Linked DNA regions of Mus musculus: region 1 is linked to region 2. A link is a loop called in an ENCODE intact Hi-C map of the cell type or tissue named here. Cell type or tissue: gastrocnemius. All regions are shown on one strand.

The links. Hi-C counts contacts between places; a loop is a spot of excess contacts. Peaks named below come from ENCODE experiments on the same cell type or tissue, not always from the same donor. Only the 100,000 strongest peaks of a DNase experiment are listed, where the experiment ranks them.
Region 1: a loop joins it to region 2, with 10 times the contacts of the local background. A loop is called at or near these places in 29 of 42 quality-filtered maps.

What each region holds. Positions count from the first base shown.
Region 1 is chr13:53,092,938-53,100,937 of GRCm38, forward strand. No RefSeq gene overlaps it. Among named protein-coding and RNA genes, the nearest start is that of Gm52058, 73 kb to the right of the region's middle. In gastrocnemius, CTCF peaks have their summits at 2,455 (motif pointing left) and 7,540 (motif pointing right); DNase peaks (open chromatin) are centred at 3,900 and 7,151; H3K27ac peaks cover 855 bases.
Region 2 is chr13:52,648,165-52,656,164 of GRCm38, forward strand. It overlaps Syk (spleen tyrosine kinase), which reads left to right. Exons shown (of 14, transcript NM_011518.2): 14 at 1-628. Among named protein-coding and RNA genes, the nearest start is that of Syk, 55 kb to the left of the region's middle. In gastrocnemius, a CTCF peak has its summit at 3,379 (motif pointing right); DNase peaks (open chromatin) are centred at 419, 3,425, 6,064 and 6,969.

The DNA of each region.
Region 1 (8,000 bases), 440 kb after region 2:
TGAAACCAACAAAAATCTACTGAATTCAAATTATTCATGTTGCAGGTGGATCTCTGAGGCCTGGATGTGAGTGTGCCTGACCACTGCTAATTCATGTACTGTGACATCCTTCTCCATGGCCTTCTCCATGGCCGTCTCTTCTACACATTGCATATGAACGTTTCCAGAGGCTGGACATTCAACAACTTTAGTGATACCCTGCCCTTTTCTCTTGCCTAGATTTGTGGTCCTGGTTCTATAAGAAAGCAGGCTAAGCAAGCTATGGGAAGCAAACCAGTAAGCAGCACCCTCCATGGCTTCTGCATCAGCTCCTGCCTCCAGAGTTTCTACTCTGCTTCAGTTCCTGTCCTGACTCCCTCTGAAGATGGGCTTTGATCCGGAAGTGTCCGGTAAATAGACCCTTTCCTCCCCGACTTGCTTTTTGGCTACAGTATTTCATCAAAGCAAAAAAACAAAAAAACAAAAACAAAAAAAAAAAAAACTTGACTAAGATGCAAACAGAGCAAACTAGAGCTTCCTGGTGGCAGGGAGTGTCAGTGTTTGCATTTCAGTGACATTAATCCAGCAACTTACTTGACAGAGAATTACTCATTTCAAGTGCTCCCAGGAGGAATGCTTTCTTTCCACTTGCTCCTCCTGTGAGAGCAGGAAGGAGGAGCGGGTGGCGGTGTTAAACTCAAAGTCATGACTGGGATGGCAGAAAGAACATTTTTGGATAGATGCCAGGATGGAGAATTTCTGGTCTGGAGAGCCATTTTTATTTGAGAGAATATGACGTAAGTATGAGAAATTGGAAAAGAAAGACTTGTTTAATGTCAACGTGTGATTTCCAGATTCAGTGAAAAGTGCTTTAAAAAGAGCAAGCACCCTCGTCTCCACAATATCGAAAAGCTGCGGGTGAGGCCTCCTCAACTCCAACTCACCCACATGGTGTGGTCCATCACAGGAACAGCAAGGCAGCCTGGTCTGGGTGTTAGCTCACACTTCATTTCCCATGCACCGGTTGCATGGCCTAGCATAACAATGCCCAAGTCCACTTCTTTTCATTGGTAATAACTTGTAAACACTCCCGGGTCCATTCCTGTTATCCTTATTAGAAACCTGAAGGGAGCTGACTGGTCAGAGGCCAAGGTACCCTCATAGTTCACATGGCCAGAGACAGTGTCCGTCCTCTAGAAGAGGACACTGTATGTATGGACACTTACTGGTGGACCTAGTTAGCTGAATTCCATGGGGTGATGGTGAGGATTGAGTGCAGTTGGTAGATTGGTCGTCTAGTGTGCACCAAGCCCTGGCTCTGATGCCCAGCGCTGCATGAATAGGACATGCTGGTGCACACCTATAGTGCCATCACTTGGGACGTAGAGGCAGGTGGCTCAGAGATTGAAGGTCATCTTTGGCTACAGAGCGAGTTCAAAGCCAGCCTGGAACATAGGAGATCCTGCCTCCAAAAACAATTTTTAAGTTATAAAAAGGTAAATTGGTAAATAATTAAACTATGACATGTAAGTCTCTACCTGCTCCTGGAAATAAAAAACAAAAACAAAACCACCCACGCCTCCTACTCAAGTCTAATGAGGCCAGGAAGATCCTGTGTAACAGAAACTGAATTCGGTCCACATAGCCCAAGGGTTACATCAGAAAGCACATCTTAAATTTTAATCCATCAACATCAATTCAGTAAATGCTTTCTACATATGGACTGGTAAAAAGCTCTCCCTTCAGCGTGCTAAAGGGGTAGGTGTGTAGAGTGAGACAAAGCATCTTGAGGGTCCCCAAGAGAAAGGAACGCCAGGCACTGTCTCTAGAAAAGTCATGGTTAGAAGTCATCAGAGACAGACTGCATCCAGGGTAAGTCTTTTAGCTAACTGGGGCTTAACAGTATCAGCGTCATTTAGACGGTGTGGTAACTGAGTTATAAATACCTATGGTCTCACTTGAGAGTCATTGCAAATTGAAAGGAAAGATAGCAGCCCCGAATACTTGACAAAGATTCCATAGTCAGAGGCCACTAACTTCATGCCTAACAAGCCAGTCATAAAATTACGCCTTGATGTTTATTTCTTCATCATACAAATGACAACTTGTGACTCTTGTTACCATCGGAATCAACGTAATTCAGTTTGCAGTGTTTGTCTCCTTCAGTCGTCTGTTTTGACCTCTGTTCACCTCTGGCAAGCACGTGGATTTAATGAAAAAGAGACTCTGTTGGTCCCTTTGGTATTTCTTAATTTCCTACAAATGACTAATTTAGGTTCAGTGATGCCAGTTGTGTGTGTGTGTGTTCGCGCGCGCACGTGTGTAAGGTACATCATCATTAGACATCCTAGAAGCTCAGGTTTCCTGGGTCAGATGATTAGGAAAGAGATCTGTCGCCCCTTCAGCTTTGGGTTTCCCCCACTTGCTACAGAATCCTACAGGTAGGAAGGAGAGTTTAAAATCTCCCTCTGCTGGCCTCTATGTGAAATCCAGCAGCTCGAATCCTGTTCACTTCCGTGTTGGATCGCATCTGGTTCGTGTTAAGTCCTTTCCGTTGCCGTGACAAATCCCCGAGGCGAACCAACTTAGAAGAGGGACAGCTTATTTTGCCTCATGGTTTCCGAGGCTTCTGTCATGGCTGGCTCAGTCATTTGCAAAGGCCATAGTGAGTCCGACCAGCACGTTGGGAGTGTGTGGTAGGACATAGCTGCTCACCAGGAAGTAAACAAGGTGGGAACAAACTATCTCTTCTAAGGGTATGGCCTCAGTAGCCTGCAGCCTCCCACTGTGGTGTACCTCCTGAGTTTGAAACATCTCTTCATAATCTCGTTAAGCTCCGACTCCATCAGTAAATTAATCTATGCATGAGATCGGAGCCCTCGACTCTGTCACCTTGGTGTTCACCTCTGGACACTGCTGCAGTGGGGGGATACAAGACACATGAGCATTGGGGGTATTTTTAGGTCTCAGAGCATCACGTCGTTTCAATGGATGTTTTCTGCTGGCGGCTCTTTAAGGTGACAGACATAAGTAACAGAAGGGACACCTTCTGGGGGCTCCATTCCCACACACTCTCAGCGGTAGGTCATTACCCACCCCTATCTAGCACCACCCCACCTCCAAACCTCCACAGGAGGAGACCTGACCATAGGCAGGGCCATCCACACCTGAGACTCCTCAGGTCACAACATGCCATGCCAGAGCAGGGCCCCTGCTTTTGTTTATTTTGCTTTTGTGGATGACAAAAGGGAGAGAAGTATTAGCAACAGAGAATTCCCACAGAGACTCCTGTTCTCTGTTCTTTCGGGGCTTCCCCTGGGCTCTGGGGCTAGCCTGCGACTCTAGTGGAGGTAGCCTCTACACTGCTGGCTGCTTGGTTTTTTGTTTGTTTGTTTTGTTTTGTTTTAACTTAGCTAGCCTGTTCATATAAATACTGTACATTGTACATACCCTCCTTATTGTCCTTTGTCCCTCCCAGGAGACCCTCTGTTGACCTGGAGAGTTTCACATCCTCATTGTACTGTGACTAGCACTGCAGGGAATACTGTGTACTCCGTGGTACTGTCTTCCTGTTTCTTTAGAAGAGGCTTTGCTCTCTGGGCCCTGTTTCTGCCTCTTGCGAGCGGTCCAATGTTCCCTCCCGCACGAGGATGCTTAGCATTCAGGAGGCAAAGTCAGTCTTGTACGGTTAGGGGCACACATTCCGTCCCTGTGGTGGACCTTGTCTGTTGACCTTCACACACCTGTATCAGGCTTGGAAATTGCTGGTCAGCCTTTAGTTTCTTTTTCGGCACTTTTCTTCATTCCAAATCCACAGATGGGGAGTCTGGCTCAATGAACCCACCTGGGTGGATCCTGAGAACAGATAAGGACACTCACTGGACATAAAGTAAATACAACCGGACAGTGGCGAGGACTCTAGCGCCACCTGCTGCTCACACACGTACTCGCAGGGGACTGGAGAAGCCCGGAACACCATGGACATGCAGAAAATGACCCTTTAAAGAGAAGAGATCAGTATGGCTAGGAGGGAGTTTGTCCTCTTACTAAATACATGTAAATATGCATATGTACCTATGTAGGTTTTATAAATAATATATAGTTTGTAAATATAGGTGTTTATGCAAAGAAATATATTTGTTTAACTTGTTTTATGCAGAGAGGGTTTGCATCTCCATTCCGCCCCATAAACTCTAAACTCTTAAAGCATGGCCTGGCAGTGGTGGTGCACACCTTTAATCCCAGCACTTAGGAGGCAGAGGCAGGTGGATTTCTGAGTTTGAGGCCAGCCTTATCTACATAGTGGGTTCCAGGACAGCCAGGGCTACACAGAGAAGCCCTGTCTCGAAAAGCCAAAACCAAAACCAAAATAATCTCTTAAAGTATGGCTCCTCTGCTTGTCAGGAGAGCAACACCACTCATCTACAGCAGCTGTTTTAATGGCTGAGAAAGAGGCATTCATACAATGTTTACCTCAGCGCCTGAGCGCATTAGCTCGTTTCCCATTGCTGAGAAAGTACCCAGGATGGTCACTTCAGCAGTAGCTAGCTGGCCAAGGGTTCTTCTCTTCCATGTGAACAAAAATTAGGTAAAAAAGCAGATCTTTTAAACTTTGTCTGCCGACCTTCCCAGCCCCCAGCATCTGACCCCAGTGAGCAGCAGCAGGCAGGCAGGAATAGCATCGAGTGGTGCCCTGGAACACGGCAGCCCCTGTGCAGGTCCTGAGTTCCAGAACCCTTGGCCCTTGACGGGGGCCATCGTTACAGCTCTGGCACTGAGACCCTTGCTGGAAATCTTCTGCAGACCTGGACCTGTTCATCATCTACTGATACTTCAGACCCCTGTCCTAGATACAACTGTTACATCGGCTTGCAAACTGCTAACAGCCAGCTGGGCAGCTGAGGGAGGGAACTATCCAAAGGAGGATCAGCCCCACAGCAAGTCCTCCCAGGGAAGAGACCAGAAGACTGGGGAGCCTATTAAAAGTCTGGCCCAGAGTCTTCAGGTGGCCTTCCACCTGGGGGGGGAGGGCGGGGAGGATGGGGTGGGCGCGGTCCTTGCAATTCCTTTGATGGGAGTTGCCTGTTCCAATAAAGTCGGTCCTTTTTTGTTCTTTGTTCTCTCTCTGGCTGGTGCCTCTCTCTTCCCTGTCAATCTGTCCCTCTTGCTATCCACCAGGGACCTTCATGATCTCTGCTGCTTTTACTCTGGGGCTGTATTTGTGTCCCTCACCTCGTTTCTGTCACCCTTTTCCACTACAGAAAATGACCCTTTAAAAAGTCATGGTGATGAATATGGCTAGGAGGGAATTTATCTTCTTACTGAATACGTGAAAATATGTATATGAACATATGTAAGTTTTAGCAGTAATTATAGTTTGCTATAATATATGTGTTTATACAAATATATGTGTGTGTTTAAGTATATTTTAGTATAGAGAAGGTCTGCTTCTCCATCCTGCCCCATAAACTCTAAACTCTTAAAGCATGGCTCCTTTCGCTGTCTGAGTGGGCCTTCCAGGAAGTTCAATTATTTTTCCATCCAGCTAATGGATTGAGCTCAGAAGGACCCTTAGCTGGCCACCCCTTGCCTAAACCCCTCTAGCAATTGGCCACTCCTAGTCTCAGCATCCCTGCCTCTATTTGGATAGCAAATGGGAGTTCTGCACTTGAGGGACATACAGGAGCTTGGACAATAGACACCACTGGGATCACTCAGGTGGACAGGTGCATCCTCCTCCTGGGAGTGAGATCTGCCGGGTGGATGGGATTGCTAGGTAGGATCCAGGAGCAGGGCTAAGGATGACGTCTCCATGGGTTACAGTGTCTACAAGCACCATGTTAGATCCCCAGTACCCACATAGAAGCTTGATGAGATGGCGTATATCTATAACCCCAGAACTTTGGGGTCAGGGCATAGAGCAGACACTGGGCTCCTCTGCTAGTTACTGGGTCAGCCTTTACTATGGGAGGTAGTAGGGGTAGGGGCTAGCTAGACCTGGCATGAAGTGCCAGGACATGCAGTATGGGAGAGCATCTTCTTTTGAGTGGGTCTGAGCAGGACGAACAGAAGCCACATGTGTGGCTAATCACAGATCTTTGTTTTAAGCTAATCAGCCAAAACGGCTGAGGTTTTGGGCCAATCACAGCCTTGCCTGTGGTCATGGTAGTCCATTAACTAGAGTGTATGCTTCCCATTGGGTTACTTCGGTTCATGATTGCAGAGAGCCTGGCATAAACTGATCCAACATCCCTGCCTCAGGGGAAAAAAAAGTGTAGCAAGGCAGTGGTGGTGTAGTACTTGGGAGGCAGAGGCATTCAGATCTCTGTGGGTTCGAGGCCAAACTGGTCTAAAGAGTACGTTCCAGGATGGCCAAGAATTTCAGGACAGCCAAGGCTACACAAAGAGAAAAACTGTCTTGGGGAGTGGCAGGGGGAAGAGATGTCAAGCAATAGAAGAAGATATCACCAAGTCAGCTTCTGGCTTCATTATTATCTTCAAATTCAAAATATCCCTATTGAAAAGCATCCCTGCTGGAGAGATGGCTCAGTGGTTAAGAGCACCAACTGCTCTTCTAGAGGTCCTGAGTTCAATTCCCAGCCACCACATGGTGGCTCACAACCATCTGTAATGGAATCCAATGCCCTCTTCTGGGGTGTCTGAAGCTACAGTGTACTCATATACATAAAAATAAACCTTTTTTTTTAAGAAAAAAAGCACCTCCAAAGCCCTCATTATGGTTATGGTATCCATCCGATTTAACATATCCCCAAATTGTATTGGATGCGTTTAGAATTTATTTATTATGAGGAATGTAAACCGGAAGCTGTAGAATTCCCCAGCTGCCCCTTGGTAACCTCTTCCCTTCCTCCCCATGCAGGGAAGGCAACTCTTCGCTGGGTGGGGCCGGTGGAGGGTGCATTCCTTTGCTGTGTGAACGTGTCCTTGTGACTCACTGGTTGTGTCACTTTTGTCTAAGTTGTGTCACATGCCATGGGGCCCCTGTCAATGTTGACAGCAGTGATATTAATTCGTGTCAGTATTCCGAAACTCAGCTCATTCATTTTAATGGCTGCAGTACAGACACTGAAACGAGAAGAATGAACTAGAGATTATCCACCTGCTAGCCGGCGAGGTTCTTGGCGTCTTGCCAGTTATCCATCCATCATTCTTGAGCTCCACTTAGGTGTCAGACCAAGCTCTGATTCCTCGTCAAGTAGAAGCCCCCCCACTGCAGTGAAGGGTGGGACATAATGGCAGGCCAAGCAGACGAGCAGGCCGAGAGGATTTAACCAGAGCAGGGACACTTGGCTTCTGGTTGCAGTGCCTCCCCTTGGAATTCGGCTAAGAGTTTCCCAACCTTAGTTGTTAAGCCCTGTCAGTATCGACCAGGGTCTACTGGCTGTTAGCTGCAAGTCCAACCATGCACGTGTCTCTAGCACTGCTATTAGGCTCTGTTGTCCCTGTTCTCACATTTACATCACAGGCTGATGGTTTCCCCGATGATGAAGAGTTTACTGTCACAGTTACTGTGATGGATTGACTGAAAATGTCCCTGCATTTACATTCTGTCCCCACTTGGTGGCGCTGCTTGAGAAAGTCATTGTGGTGGTTAGAATGAGAATGCCCCCCCCCTCCCCCACTCATATATTTGAATGCTTGGTCCCTAGTTGGTGAAACTGTTTTGGGAGGATTTGGAGGAGGTGTGTCACTGGGGAGGGGGGGAGGTTGGAGGTCTCAAAAGCCCACACTAGGCCCAGACTTGCTCTCTGTCTCTCTCTCTCTCTCTGCCTCCTGGATCAGGATATAAAGTTCTCAGTTCCTTCTCCAGCACTATTCCTGCCTGCCTGCCTGCCTGCCTGCCTGCCTGCCTGCCTGCCTGCCTTGATGATGATGAACTAATCTGCTGAAACTATGATCAAGCCCCCCCAGTTAAATGCTTTCTTTTATAAGTTGCTTTTGTCTTTTCACAGCAATATAAACTAAGCGAAAGAAACTACAAATAGTAACTAAGATAGTTA
Region 2 (8,000 bases):
GTCACATGTGGCCATCGACCAGGGCTCTCATCTGGTGAAAACTGTGTCTTACTGTCAAGATTAATTCTCTCCCCTGGGCCACTGAGGAGGGCAGATGGCAAGAGGATCCTCCCTAGAGGATTTAGACTATGAATGCCCACTAAATTTGCAAGGTCAGAAACTAGCCAAGGTCCTTCTCAGGCATCTATCCTTAACTTGGTCTCTCCACAAGCTGCCTCTGATGCTCCGAGCCCCTTCTGCCTGGCAGCTGGGCTCCCTGTGTGCTTTTACCTATGACCCTTGGTCAGCAGAGTACAAGGAGCACCTAAGCTGCCTCGCCACCTCCCACTGACTGCAAACACCACATACCTCATGCGGAACCGAATGTCTCTCCAGTAAACACCCCAGCCAGCCATTCATAAAAACCTGTCTCTGTGTGCGCTGGGACATGTCCTCCCTGTACCCCGGGCCTGCTTTGTGTGCCAGACAGTGACTCCACAGGGATGCCAGGTCTGTGATTGCATTGCTCCTTGCAGAGGGAAGCCCTCGGTTGTCCTTCTCTGGGAATGCTGCCACCCAGAGCAGCACACAGTGATTCCCTGTTATTTCAGAAATTATTTTAAATAAAGATCTACTATTAGTCTTGTGATGACCTTTACGGATGCAGACAGGAGATGATGGGATATACACCCTTGACTAGAGCTGGCCAGCATCTTCGTAAGTGCAACCTGCTTGTGAAATACTGAGCCCTCAGTCATACCACTCGCTACATTTGGGTGGGAACGCAGACTCCAGAGCTCACCTATTCTGCCGCTTCAGAAGCCTGCAAGGAGAGCCCGGTCCTGTGAGGGGAAACAACTGTGTCTGAGATTCGTAGGCTGAGAACTGACAGCCGAACTCAAACCCAGTAGAAAGTGGTACAAGGAGACCCCAAGGTGGCCAGAGAGGGCGGGGTGAGCTTTGCCACTGTCAATGAAGACAACACGAAAGCATCAGAGCAGAGAAGGTGAGGATGTAAAGGTCCCGAGCCCTGGGCTCCTCTCATTCTATAGGGAGTTATGAGCAGGCACACATACATACACTACATATAATTGCATGTGTGCATAGACAAGCATCTTATGTATGTATACACAGGAACACATACACATGCATGCACAAACGTGCATTAAAAACATGCCTGCAAATGCACACTGCACACACAGACATGAACCTGTGTACACAAATCCACAATCACATGTACATGTTGACACATCCCCACTCGCAATGCCACTTTGCCCACAGGCTAATCTGATCTTGGAAATCCCTCCATGGAGAGTCCCTTCCCAAGTGACTCTAGGCTGTGTCAAGTTCATAGTTTAATCTAAGCATGGTACAGAGAGTGTATGGTAAAGAGAACCTGAGTTTAGCCCCCAGTGCCTATGTAGAGAGGCAGTGCATTGGCACATGCCCGCAGCGCCAGCTCTGGGGAGGGAGAAGCAGATCGCTACAGCTCACTGGCCATCCAGCCTCACCCAGCACGGTTGTCACATTCCAGGTCTTATGATCCTGTCTTAGAAAAATAAAGGAGAAAGCAGCTGAAGAGAACACTCAGTGTCAACCTTCTGCATGCACACATACAAACATGCACCCCTGAACACATGCACCCCTGAACACATGCATGCACACACATGCATACATACACATGCACTGGCACACATACAAACATGCACCCCTGAACACATGCACACATGAACACATGCATGCACACACATGCATGCACACACATGCATACATACACATGCACTGGCACACATACAAACATGTACCCCTGAACACATGCACACATGAACACATGCATGCACACACATGCATACATACACATGCATTGGCACACATACAAACATGTAGCCCCGAACACATGCACACACACAAACATGCACACATACAAACATGCACACATGAACACATGCATGCACACATGTGCACACAAACATGCACATGTGAACACATGCACATGCATGCACACACTCATGCACACACACACATACACATGAGCACACACATGCACGCACGCATGGCAAAGAACGCAATGCCTCTGAACAACCTCAATTTAAGAGCATTGCCTGCACACGCATCAACACTTGTCTATCCATACATGTGGACTTGTGTAAGAGCCACAGACTTTTAAAGCTGGCAGGCTCCCACACTGTACCAATTGGTTTCCCGGTGCTGTGACAAATACCTGAGTAAAGCAACTTAAAAGGAGGAAAGGCCTGTCTTGGCAGCAGTCTCTGAGGCCTTGTTCCTGGAGTGAGGGTTCAAGCCCAGGCTCTTGGGCAGCCTACCAAGCCACATCCAGCCAATGCAGGATACAGAGGTGCAAAGCAGAGACTGGAGGTTTAGCCAATGTAACCACATCAGAGATAGGGACAAAGATGGTTGCTGACCCTCCTAAGCCCATCTTCTGGGGTCCTGGCACGAAGCTTAGGTTTAAAGAGAGGACCAGCAACATGTCCCCATGGAGGCATGCTCCCATCTGGCAACACGTTTCAGCTCCAGTCTCCCATGAGCAGCACCCTGACACAACCTCTCCCCAGGAGACCAGCTCCCCTCCTGGCTGGCACCGGGCTTCAGCCTTATCCTTCTCCACCAGCTCCTTGGTTTGCAGCTTTGCTGCTCTGATGGTCAAAGGGAGATGCGTGGGGCTCTCGCTACAGCAACGTTATTCCTGCCAGGATGGTAAAGCTGTGGGTACCTGACGCTGCTGATTTGTGTCTGTGGTGGCATAGCTTCTCACCAGAGGAGCACACCGTGGAGGAAGCTCCTCTCTTACTGTGGTCAGGAAGCAGAGAGAGAGGGAGAGCGGTTCCCAACATCTACAACAGCATTCCTGACGAACGGCTTCCCTTTCACAAGGCCCCAGATCTTTGAGTTTATTATTTTATTTGTTTGTGTGTATGTGCATGTTCACACACATGTGCACCCGCGCATGTGTGTGTGTGCTTGTGTATGTGTGTGCTATGTGTGCAAGGGTTCCTTCTGAGGACAGAAGAGAATGTTGGCACCCCAGAGCTCGTAATAGGTTGTTGTGAGCCACTCAACATGGATGCTGGGAACTGAACTCTGGTCATCTAGAAGAGCAGTATGCGCTCATAACCACTGAGCTGTCCTTCCAGCCACAAAGGACCTATAATTACCGTCCAACAAGGGCCTCAGGCATCTCTCTCTCCCTCCCTCCCTCCCTCCCTCCCTCCCTTACTCCCTCTCTTCCCTCCCCTCCTTTCCCTCCCTCCCTCCCTCCGCCCCCCACCCCCCTCTCCTTGCCCATCAGACACACACCCACACACCCCAGGGCAACAGAACCAATAATTCCTCCAAAGAAAAGAAACTTGGTATCATTTGTCTACAGCAGAGGGCGCTAGAGGACTGATTTTTGACAATGTATCACAGAAAGCTGTCTTTACAGCCACTTAATAGTTTACAGCTTTGCAAAATGAAGCCACAGGAAGAAAAGCACTTCCAAAGCTGCCACTACCAAACCCAGGAAATGGTCGCCGGGATGCTCCAGCTACCGAGCTCGAAGCCCACCTTGCTGCTAAGCTTGTGTTCCAGGCTTGTCCCTGCCGGCCACCATCAGAGCTGGAAACCCACCGAGTTCTTTGCTTGCTTGCTTTCTTTCTTTTTCCTTTTTCTATTTTTATAAGCTAAGCATTTTTTATTTTTATTTTATTTTATTTTATTTATTTATTTATTTATTTATTTATTTATTTATTTATTTATTTTGCACTGAAGCCATTAGTCACAGGCCTCAGGGCTCAGTCTCTGAGGTCTGTGGGTGACTCAGTGCACCGAGGTTGTCATCGAGCCATGGAACAAAGAGTTCAAAATGCAGACTACTCATAAACAACTCTCCCTCACTCATGGAAAATAAAGAGGCAGTGTCTGGGACAGTTTCTTCCCCACAGCTCCTATCAGATGACAGCATCAATTTCTATAAATCACCAGGGCTGACGAAACCATTGAATTACAGGCCATAAAGACTACTGCCTGGGAACAGGTTCTCAAGTTCCCGTGTCCCTCTGTCCCTTACACAAGAAAGGCCTCTACCCTAGAGGGTGGGGAGCAGGTGAGGAAATAGAAAGCCCACCACTCAGGAAAGCTCACTGCCAGACAGAAAGTATCTTTCCCAGGCAGGGTGAGCCGGTGCCGTCACTGCACCAAACCACGTGAGGTTTGGTTCTGGAATGAACATGGAGGTTTGCAGAGCGTTTTAGACAGGCCAGTTCCTCCCAGCTGTAAAAGTTCCAGACAGGTCGTATTCTGCACACTGCCTCCTACAGTGGTCACCCCTCCTTCTTGTTTTATTTAATAGTCAACTGCGAAGAGGAGAGAGTACTTGCTTATAAAGCCACTCCTAGAGACCTCTGCTGTGTGCCTCACAGGCCTGTGAGCGCATCAGGGGAACCCCACAGAGTAGAGACCAGAAGCTAAGCAAGCCTCCGTCAGGAAGGAGGGCAGGTCTTGGAGGGTGGAGAGATAGAGTCCTGGGAACATGGTGTAAACACCTTGGTTGATACGTTTTCCTGTGAGTAAAAAAAAAAAAAATTAGACAAATGTTCATTCCAGAATGAATGAATTTTCCCTTGAAGTTAATAAGATACTATACTTTAGTGTTTTCTCAGGAGACCCATCTTTCTCGGTGTTTCCTAGCTTTTTATTCTCAATTACCCCATTTACATCAATTCTCTCCCTGATGTAACATTTCATCTGGCAAGGAAATCTCCTCAAGATTCAGGTAGTGAACAACTCAAAAGTTTCAGGAAGTTCCTGAAACTGAATAAATGCACTAGGCCAAGCTCCCTCCCCGAGCTTATCTAAGCAGTAAGGAGTGCTGAGAGACCAGACGACCCAAGCTGCCTAGAAGAGACATGCTTCTTCCAACCTGTTGAGCTGCCTGGCAGTTGTGCAGTGAGCTCCGAGGCCCTAGCTTCCATGAGCCATCACCCATGCTAGGGTGGGCTTTTTTGGTGTTGCCATTGCGTTTGAGTCATCCCTGCCCCCACAGTTAAACCCGCACCCATACTCCTGCTAGTGATGCCAGTAAACTTGTTGGTTGACCGAGTTTAATTTTGGTGGTAAGGTTACTTTGTCGTGTTATATGGAGTCCCTATCTGTGGCTTGTTCATGTCTCCCCAGGAAATAGTGTCACACAACAGCACCAAGCAGTAGCCAGGCTCCTACACAAGGTCTGCGCAGGCAGGGCTGCATTTGGCCCGATGCACCTGCACAGCTAATGCACCCCACGTGAGATGTAGAGACACAGTCTAGAGTGGGGTGCTGGGCCTTTGTTCCTTTGTAGTGTGATTTGTGTGTCTATGTTTTTGTGTGCTTGTTTTTGTATGTATATGGCTATGGAAGGGGTTCTATGTGGTGTGTGTGTGTGTGTGTGTGTGTGTGTGTGTGTGTGTGTGTGTGTGTGTGTGTGTGTGTGTGTGTGTGTGTAAGAGAGAGAGGTGAAAAGAGATCTATATGTGCTACCCATGTAGTATGTGTTTTTGAATATGGATATGCCTATGTATAGTGTGTGTCTCTCTATGTGTATATGTATGTATGGTGATGTGTTCCAACATGCATCTGTATATGTCTATGTGCATGTGCTGTGAATGTGATATATGTGTGTGCATCCATGTGCTAAGTGTGTGTATGTGTAACATACATGTCTCATTCTTTGGGGGTGTATTCCTACACATGTGGAGCCATGTATCTGTTGCATAGGCGTTTTTACCTTTTTTAACCTCAGCTCCTTGGGTGCCTGAGGCTCTTGACCTGACATTAACCGTGCCCACCCCAGTTCGCTCTGCAGATTCTAAGCGGTGAACGACACCTGAGGTATTTTCAGCTTGAAACCATCGCACACCAGCATCCCCGGAGTCTCTGCCTTCAGTGTTGAACTTCGTGTGGGAGAAGATGTCATCCCTGGACACGTGCCTCTCTCACCAGAGAAGCCAAGGGTCTCCCAAGGCTGTTCTCGGGGGTCAGGGAAGATGCAGAACTTGATATTCACGTGGCTTGGGGAAGCTTCTTAGAAAAAAAGAATGTTGAGGGCTGCGTTGCCAGAAACCATGAGAACTGGCTGTGGTTCGAGTTACAGAACCAACAGCATTGGCATAGCTACAGCTAGTCCCATGGCTGAGAGCCACGGGCAGTTCCGTATATGGCTGCTGAGCATGGGACAGCCACCAGCTGGGACTGTTGCTGGATTGTCTTCTACATAACTCCATTCACAAGAGAAACCCCGAGTCCTGGGATGCGTCTAATTGCGTATGTCTAAGAAGATAAATTCACCCTGAGTTTAAGAACTGAGCCTTCCTCTAGAGCATCCATGAGCCCCAAAGCAGTGAGCAAGTCCTCCTTGAAGCCTCCTGCATGAGATGAGCTCCCCAGGATGCCTCCTCTGTAAGAGGCCTTTCCCTAATCCCTTTTCCATGACAAGAACTTCCTCTGAGCCATGTAAGGCCTGGAAGTAACACTGTCTCCACCTTCTCAAACCAAGATTCTTTCCCTCGTGCTTTTAGGACTGTACACCATGTGACTGACATGTGTGTACACCATGTGACTGACATGTGTGCATCCTAGGTCACCTTCATGTCTCAAAAGCAAGTGGACAGTAAAGTCCAGGGTGAGCCGTGCTGCCCTTGGTAGCTTGCAAAGACTTAGTCTCCACAAGGGAGGAAAGTCCGCCATTCACACGTCTGCCAGAGTTCAGACTTCTTTCTCCCCCTCCCAAACCTTAAAAGTGCCCCTGGCTGCTTTTGATGCTAGCCACGAGGAACTCAAGGGACAAAGAGACAGCTGTCTTGACAGATTGCAGGCAAAAATGTGTTAATTTGGGAAAGTTCTTTTTTTAAAAAAAAAAAGTGACTGCCTTGGTACATCCTTTCTCGGGATCTTGGAAGGAGCCCATGCAGACACCAGAAACAGAGAGTCGCGGTGGCAGTTTGGCCAGGGGACAGCGTGCCAGAGAACAACGGGGTGTGAGGATAGAACACAGTGTGGAGACAGAAAGGGAGACATGATAAAGAAGGGGAGTGGCAGGGGAGGAGAGGAGGAAAGGAAACAAAGCGGGGATAAAAGTAGAAAGGGGGGAGTGAAGGAAGATGGGAAGGAATATCTCAAGAGGGGGAAGGAGGAAGGAAAGGGGAGAGGGAGACTAGTGTGGAAGGAGAGACTGAGGGAGAAGGGAGAGGCTGAGGGAGGAGGGAGAGACTGAGGAAGGAGGGAGAGGCTGAGGGAGGAGAGAGAGGCTGAGGGAGGAGGGAGAGACTGAGGGAAGAGGGAGAGGCTGAGGGAGGAGGGAGAGGCTGAGGGAGGAGGGAGAGGCTGAGGGAGGAGGGAGAGACTGGGGGAAGGGGGAGAGACTGAGGAAGGAGGGAGAGGCTGAGGGAGGAGGGAGAGACTGAGGGAGGAGGGAGAGACTGAGGGAGGAGGGAGAGACTGAGGGAGGAGAGAGAGGAAGGGAGAAGGGAGAAGAGAAAGAGAGGAAGGAGATGGGAGGAGAGGTACAGATGAAAGGAAGGAAGAGAGAAGAGGAGTTAGGAAAAAGAGGGAGAGAAGAAGTGGAGTGGGGTGCTGTATTGGGCATAAATGATGTGAACAACAGGCCAGTGAGGGAATGCCCCAAAAAGTCAAGTCTAAGCTTGGGAAAGCATTCCCAGAGCTGGAGTCTCTGAATTGGACAACCTCAGATGTGGCCAAATTGTCCTAAATAAATATGTTTCACTATGGTCTTTGGTGAGGGCTCCTGTATGGAGGGCACCTTGCCCCTCCCCTGTGGGCAGCCTGCTGTGTTTCCTAACTGTCTTCTGTAGAAAGGAGATTCTCTAAAGAGAGAGCCCTTCACCCCAGACTTCTGAGACAACATCCACAAGGAAACGGAATTCCCCCAGGCGTCTCATGCTGGAGGAGGGAAGAGGTGCTAGCGTCTAGTACTGGCCAGGCAGGGTGAGGCTGAGGGCTTTTCTCTCCTGGGAAGAGATTCGCAC